2 separate regions of the Homo sapiens genome follow, and region 2 is linked to region 1. Evidence: read pairs that join two places in POLR2A ChIA-PET (ENCODE). Cell type or tissue: Panc1. All regions are shown on one strand.

Region 1 (4,000 bases):
GGGTATAGCACAGGTATCTTTAAGCTCTGATGATGTAACTTGCTCCCTTTAAATATTTTTTTACTTGTGAAAAAAATGTAGATCATATTATATAATATAGAGCTGCTATGAGGATTATGTAAAATGATATGTGTAAAGAGCCTCGCATGAGACCCAGCATGTAGTGAACATTCAATTAATATTAGTTCCTTTTGCTTTTTCCTATGTAAAGATGGGCTTCACCTAACATTCTGATTCTACAAAAGTGGCTTAACCATTCTTTGGAGACAAAGATAGCAGCTTTTTGCAGACAGCTTAAAACCCTCAGAAACCCAGGGTGAACACCAACCAAAAATAAAATAAGTTAAAATAAGTTAAAGCCAGTGTGAAAATTGTAAACATAGACTGAGTTATTTTCTTTACAAAGCCTGTAGAAAATATGTTAAATGCGGAAATGAAAAAGAAGATGAGAAGCTGTCACAACTCAGACAACTTCTGTGGAGTCTCTGTCCCTCAATGTGTCCATCTTCCTTACAGGTACAAAAATAATGAAAACAAAGAATATAGTAAAGGGCTCAGAGCTCTTCCTCTCAACACTCATTATTCTGACATGAAAGCAGCTATTTGTAAAGTAATGCCTAGAATTCCCGTTGCTTTATAATTAGAATGAATAACATTCTGTTATCCTCCTTTTATTGAAAATCAAGGGGAAATCAAATTTTGAGCAGCAGCTATTAGGATGGAAATGCTTAATCTCCAAAGGATTTATAATATCGTCTCTTATTTCACAGTACTGGCAGCTGAAGGCAACCTATATCCAAATTAAAAGAAGACAAACAACATACATAATAATCGGATGAACTACCCAACAAAGAAAATGTTCTCACATTGGTTCATTTCTAATCATTTTCTTGAGGCTTTGAAATGGTCCTCAACTTACCAGAAACAGCAAGCCTTCCACATTTGGAACACGACAAGGTAAGCTAGACTACGTAGCTAGCTAACGAAGAATAGTTAAGTAAATGATACTGACAATAGCTTGCATTTGTAGAAATAAAGCACTTTCCTATCCCATTATCTCATTTGATCCTCAATAGCTGTGTGACACTGGCAAGGCAGGTGTTTCTTATTATCTCCATTTTACTCCTGAGGAAACTGAGGCTCAGCAGGTTATACAGTAGATAGTAAAGCTAGAAGTAGGAATGAGAATAGGATGGGAAAGGGGAAATGTTGACTCTCTCAATGGGAAGGAAAGGATGGGCAACAATGATATCAGAATGCCAAGATGGGGACGGGGCAGTATATAATAAATGCAATTTTCTGGTCAGCTGTGGTGGCTCACGCCTGTAATCCCAGCACTTTGGGAGGCCGGGGCAGGTGGATCACTTGAGGTCAGGAGTTCCAGACCAGCCCGGCCAACATGGTGAAAACCCGTCTTTACTAAAAATACAAAAAAATTAGCCAGGCATGGTGGCAGGCCCCCTGTAGTCCCAGCTACTTGGGAGACTGAGGCAGGAGAATTGCTTGAACCCAGGAGGCAGAGGTTGCAGTGAGCTGAAATCATGCCACTGCCACTCCAGCCTGGGCAACAGAGCAAGACTCCATCTCAAAAACAAATAAATAAATAAATGCAATTTTTTAGCAGAGCAGGAGTAGATAAGACAGCAGTGACCCTCTCTGCGTGCATGCAATCTTGTGTTCCTGGGCTTGAGCCTGGCATGATTTGCAGCTGGGTATAAGAACACAAGCAATGTGATTCATTCTGGCACTATTTAAACTTTAAGTACGTCTCAGATGTAAAAACAAAGGAGAATATGCCACCAACCTGGTTCATTTGGGTGAATATAAAAAGGAGATTACTCAAAGCTTTAAAAAAAATTTTTTTAATGGGCTGTGTTTCTACCCCACCCTTAGGGAGTGCTGGCTAGGAAGACTTATGTATTGTGTTAGTTAGCATGAAAGGTGGGGAAAAACAGAGTAGGGCAACCCAAAGTCAAAATCAACAACCTTTATGAATCTGAGCCATGGACTCTTTGCCTAAAGGGGATGAGGGAGGAACCAAGTTTCCACCCTCTTAATGCGGAAAAGAGAGCAATTGTTGATAGAAAAAGGAAAATATTTTCCTCTCCTCCCCTCCCCAGAAAAAGCATGATTAAATAACAAAGGTTGCTGCCCCAAATCCCCATATCCTAATTAGAAAGTAAAAATGGTGGGCTTTTAAAAAATTATACAGAATTCGTATATAAGACAACAACAGAGTAGGGTGTCTCCCTCCAACCTTGGGTCTAGTGTAATTACACACAGTAATTAACAACGAATTTGTAACCAGTCCTGTTGGCTCTGTTCAGGTGCCAAGTGTGGTAGTCCAGTGGATCATCAGCTATGGGTGCAGAACCCTAATCTAAAGGCACTGAAACCTCTAGGTGATGAGTGATGGATTCCAAACGATTGCATAGACTTGAGGGAAAAGAATAAGGCTTTGGGACTGAAAAAGAGACAGACACCTGGGTTACTTTCTTGGTGCCAAATGTCATCCCTCTGGTCCACAGACCTCTTTTGGACAGAATCAAATGCAAGTCCAGCACATGCAGCAAAGCACAGACTCAGCCCAGCACTTAACTCTCTGCCAGCCTGAGATTAGGCCTGAGGACATCGGGCTCAGCCAGAAGAGGAGGAGTGCCAGAAAGCTTGAATTTGGCCTGCCATCCTGTGTTTGCTGGGACTTGTAGCATCAGTATTGGTGCTGGATGGCAAATTCCTGTAGGCCTGGCTATGTGTGAGGCTGAACAGAATTATCTCCTTAATGAAGGCTTTGGGTAATGGATTATGGTCCCATTGTGATCAAACCATTTCACCTATTCCCACACATAGGGATCATATCACCATCAATGAAACCAGGCCAGCCTTAAATTAAAATATAGACCAAATCTACCCTTGGCCTGCTCAGAGCTGGGTGACTTTATCCACCTCTCTTCTCTCAACATGCTCCACCTTCCCTGCCTTCCTCCTACCCTCCATGCTAGCAAGGCCCAAACCCTCTTTGCTGCCTCTGCCTATCCAAGGATCTCTCTCAGTAAACTGGTTATCTGAAGTGAGGTCTTGCCCCACTCCAACAGACATTCATTGAGTCTTAACTATGGGACAGACAATATGCTATGTACAAAAAATACAAATATATATTTTTTAAAAATGTGCTCCTCAGCCTTGATGAGAAGAGCCATATAATTCACTCAAAAATAAGTACTGAGCCTTCTGCTGTGGGCAGGACATAGTGCTGGGCATGTCAGAGGGCACAGAGACTAAGAATACACATTCTCTCACTCCAGGAATTCGTTGAAATCAAGAAAAGACTTAGAGGCAAGAGAAGAAGAGCTGTGTAGTGGAAAGAACCATAATGTATTGCCCAGTTAGTGTAAAAGCTTCTAATTGCTCTCCTTGCTTCTACTTTTGTCTCCTGTAATAATAATAGCAATAATAATTAGTATAATACAAATCCATGCGCCATCCAGGAGCCAGAGTTTTCTTTGTAATACATAAATCAGATCATGCTACGTCTAGCTTAAAACCTCCCAAAGGCTTCCTTCAGTGCATAAAATAGCATCCAAACTCCTTCACTGTGACTGACAAGGCACTGTATGACTGGTCCCTATCTGCTTCTCCATCTTACCCACTTCAGACACATTGGCCGCTTTTCTGTCTCTCAGATATTCCTGCCTCCAAGCTTTTATCTTTGTAGTACCCTCTAACTAAAAATGATTTTCTTCCAGATTTTTGTTTGGCTGGCCTCATTTCATCATTCAGGACTCAGTTCAAATGCCCCTTCTTCAGAGACGCTTTCACTGACAAGCTTGTCTAAGAAACTCCTCCTCAGTCACTCTATGGCTATTTTCTTTTCTTCATGACACATGTTGCTATCAGAAGCTATCTTCATTTTTTTGTTGTTGTTTGTGGTTTTCGTCTGTTCGTTTAATGGAAAACTCAAACTTAACAAATCCAAAATTCAAACTACTGATCTCTGCTT
Region 2 (4,000 bases), 97 kb after region 1:
TCTTTGTCCTCATAAATGTTCTTTTCTAGTGGGGAAGACCATGAACGCATAAGGGGCCATTGTAATATACTGCAGTGGTTCTCACATGTGAATGTGCATCAAAATCACATGGAAAGTTTGTTAATACCCCTAGAGTGTTTGATTAGTTGGTCTGGAGTAGGGCACAAGAAAGTGCCTTTCTATCAAATTCTCATTCCCAGGTGACATTGGACCACTTTCTGAGAACCCCTCGCTCAGTGGTTAATGCTGAAGAAAGTTTGTTTTCTAATAAAGTAAAAGGAAAGAAGATAAATCCAATGATAACTAGACAGAGGAAATAAACTGGTTGGTAATATAGAGTTTACTGGGGGCCATTTTAGGGGGGCTAAGAAGAGACTGTCTGAAGGGGTGACATTTGAGAGAAAACCAGGAGGTAAGAAGGAGGTGCTATGGGAAGAGCTAGGGAAGAATAGACCAGGCAGAGAACAAGTGCAAAGGTGGAAGGAGGAGAGGTTTGCGTGCTTGTGGGGGTTGGGGGAGCTGGGAGTGGGGTGGGGATGATTTGAGATGATGTTGGAGAGGATGCAGGAGCAAGTTCAGGTAGGGCCTTGATATAGAACAAAGAGACTGCTAAGCACTGGATTGGCATGAATTGTCTTCTTGTTTTAAAAAGATTGCTTTGACTGCCATGTGTAGGTCAAATTCAGAGGGGCAAGCATGGAAAGAGGGAGACCAAACAGAAGGCTACTGTCGTGGTCCCGGGAGAGATGGTGATGGCTTGGATTGAGGCAAGGGGTCGAGGGGTGGAGAAACAAGATAGAAGTGAGCTGGAGGAATGCACTGTTTTTGTTTCTACTGGCTTATCACCGCCTGGGGATGCTCATAATGGAGGCCCATGAAAAGCTTAAATTATATTTCCTATGTGCTGTTTTAGAAAACAGAGAAGCACAGATAACATTTTAGAAAAATAGTCATTATCAAGTTATTTAAGTGTCTGTGCCTCCACCTCCTCCATTCCCCTGAAGGTAAACCTCAGCTATCTGGAAAGCTTGGCTGTCCAGGGCAACTTGTTCTCTGAGATCTCTGATTTAGCCCTGTTAACGTGGAGTATAATCTGTGTGTGTCATTGCTTAATTGTTGGCATGTAGTGACTCAACTGGTAATTTAAATTAAAAGACTGCATATAAGCATACTATTGTTCTTCTTGGATCTCGATGGAGCTTTGAGTGGCACTTAAGTGATGGTGTCTTTGAATTAATTACTATAGCTGGGGAAGAGCTGGGAAAACACACTAGGGAAAAAATGCATAGTTGTGATGTAGGAGTGAGAGGAGTACGTTCGATGTGAGAGTGAGCCTAGAATGAACCATACCGGAGTTAGAGAATAAAGGAATAGATGCCAAGTACTCACAGATGTCTGGGGCCCCATCTACACCACTGCACCCTGCTGAGGTGTGGTCAGCTGGTAGCCCCACCTGCTCACTGATGGGGGAACTTCCCCCTGCCCTGCAGGGCTGCAGGGGGAACAGTCACATGGAGGTCCCCCCTCTTCCTGTCTCTCAGGATCCCAGCCCAGGCAATTCCACCTCAGGCAGTCTCTTTCTCACATGTTTACACACATCCTCTTCAAACCTTGTGTTTCTTTTCCTTTGCTCTTTTAAATCTTGCCCAGTCACCTCAGGAAATTCTCTCCTTTTCTTTGTTCTATTCCAGAGCCAAAATAAGGGAAAAAACTTTTTAGTCATGGTTAATATGCGTGAGATTCATGCTATGATAAACATATTGACAAATGATCTAATTACCAAATCCTGTGGCTCCTCTATTTGCAGGTTGTTTGGACAGCAGAACACTTTCTATCCTGGAAGCTTTTCTTTTAGGTTCCTCCTCCACTTCCTGATCACTCCTGTTTCCCACCTCCCCACCTCCCCTTCCTGTTTCTATTCCCTTTTTTTTTTTTGAGATGGAATCTCGTTCTGTCACCCAAGCTAGGGTGCAGTAGCGCGATCTCAGCCCACTGCAACCTCCGCCTCCAGGGTTCGTGATTCTGCTGCCTCAGCCTCTTGAGTAGCTGGGACTACAGGTACCTGCCACCATGCCCAGCTAATTTTTGTATTTTTACTAAAGATGAGGTTTCACCATGTTGGCCAGGCTGATCTTGAACTCCTGACCTCAAGTGATCTGCCCACCTCAGCCTCCCAAAGTGCTGGGATTACAGGCGTGAACCACCGTGCCTGGCCTGTTTCTATTCCTCAACTCTGGTTATATCTAGAAATGTTTTTCTCAGCCATTTTCTTTATTTTTCTCCTCTTTATCTCTAAGTGATGCCATCCACTTCTGCAGTTTTAATGCTCCGTGTTGCCCACTCCCTCACCTTTACCTCCTCTTTGGCATTTCTTCTCAATTCTAGGCTTGAAGTTACAACTCCCTGCTGGATAACATCACATGACCCAACAGATCCAACACACTTTTTCCTCCTGTTGTGTCTCCAGGTGACAGCAGCATCACTCTACCGGCTACATGGACAAAAAAACCACCATGTCATCTTCAGAGTTTGCCTTTAAGCTGCACACAGTGGTACATGCCTGTAGTTCCAGCTACTTGGGAGGCCAAAGCAGGAGGATCCCTTGAGTCCAGGAGTTTGAGTCCAGCCTGGGCAACATAGCAAGAGCCTATGTCGTAAAAAAACAAAAAAAAGAAAGAAAGAAAAGTTCACCTTTTTTTCCAACCTCTAATCAGTAACATTCAGTAACAAAGTTCTACTGGTTCTGCCCCTCAGGGGGCTCTTATCTATCTATACCTTTCTGTCCCTTGTGCTGCTGTATTGGTTCAGGATCTCATTTATCCCTCATGGTTGATCTTTCCTTCTTGACTCTGCAATCACTTTTTTATACTTCCAAGCAAGACATGTTTGTGCATTTGTTGGTGTATGCATGCCAGGCACGTAGAGCGTGCTCACAAGATACTAACATAATCCATTTTATTCCAAAAAGAGCGCAAGATAGGCCGGGCGTGGTGGCTCACGCCTGTAATCCCAGTACTTTGGGAGGCCGAGGCAGGCAGATCACTCAAGGTCAGGAATTTGAGACCAGCCTGGCCAACATGGTGAAACATCGTCTCTACTAAAAATACAAAAAAATTAGCCAGACGTGGTGGTGGATGCCTGTAATCCCAGCTCTCGGGAGGCTGGAGAAGGAGAATCACTTGAACCTGAGAGGCAGAGGTTGCAGTGAGCTGAGAACGTGCCACTGCTCTCCTGCCTGGGTGACTGCATCTCAAAAAAAGAAAAAGAAAAAAAAAAAAGAATGCAAGATAGCTTACCAAAAAATGCGTAAGATAAAATGCAAAATAAGTCGATGAGATGACCAGGAACTACTTCCACCCCCCGACTCTTGCCAAACAGGGCAAGAAAATATGAATCCAGGACAGGAATTACTGAAGCTACTCACCTAATGTATGCATTTGTAAACATCGGGTTACAATTTTGGCTGACAGAATCTTTAGCTGATAGGGAAAGAGGGTCCATTTCTGTGATTCCACGTTGTCCATAAGATAAAAAAGACAAGTTGTGAAGGAGAAACGCAGCTATTCTTGGAATGGAGGTCAGAGAGAACTTTTTTCCCAAGGGCTCTAATAAGGGAATTCGGTGTAACTTCCTGAATAGTAACTTCATTGGCATTCTTGGAATAGTCATAGCAATCAGTTTCTTGAAGCTGCTACTTCTAACATCACTCATTGTGGGCCAGGAGAAGAGTGCCAATGTGCTGTTTCAATAAAGGTAGTTGCAAAGGTGTAGGAATTGTAAAAATTGTGCCTACCCACCAGAATTTCTTTGTAAAGCAACCTTGTTTATGTTTCTTAAAAAATATTTCATACCTTCTTGCTCCATTCTCAAACTCTGTATTATATGGAGCTTCCCTGGCAACTGTAATATGAGCCTGGGTTATCTTTCTAGGTTGTTCCGAGACTGCAGCCTGTACCTGCCAATGTGCTGCCCCATAACCCAGCCATACTTGTCTACTTGC

What was found. ChIA-PET counts read pairs that join two places held together with the same protein. Peaks named below come from ENCODE experiments on the same cell type or tissue, not always from the same donor. Only the 100,000 strongest peaks of a DNase experiment are listed, where the experiment ranks them.
Region 2: POLR2A ChIA-PET joins it to region 1 with 6 read pairs; 2 of 35 experiments call an interaction of 5 or more read pairs at or near these places.

Annotation. Positions count from the first base shown.
Region 1 is chr11:27,524,648-27,528,647 of GRCh38, reverse strand. The region is part of intron 1 of BDNF-AS (BDNF antisense RNA); the gene reads right to left. Among named protein-coding and RNA genes, the nearest start is that of MIR8087, 12 kb to the right of the region's middle. In Panc1, no CTCF peak of the experiment used is centred here; no DNase peak of the experiment used is centred here.
Region 2 is chr11:27,427,418-27,431,417 of GRCh38, reverse strand. All of the region lies in intron 1 of LGR4 (leucine rich repeat containing G protein-coupled receptor 4), which reads left to right. Among named protein-coding and RNA genes, the nearest start is that of LGR4-AS1, 42 kb to the left of the region's middle. In Panc1, no CTCF peak of the experiment used is centred here; no DNase peak of the experiment used is centred here; H3K4me3 peaks cover 637 bases; H3K27ac peaks cover 1,350 bases.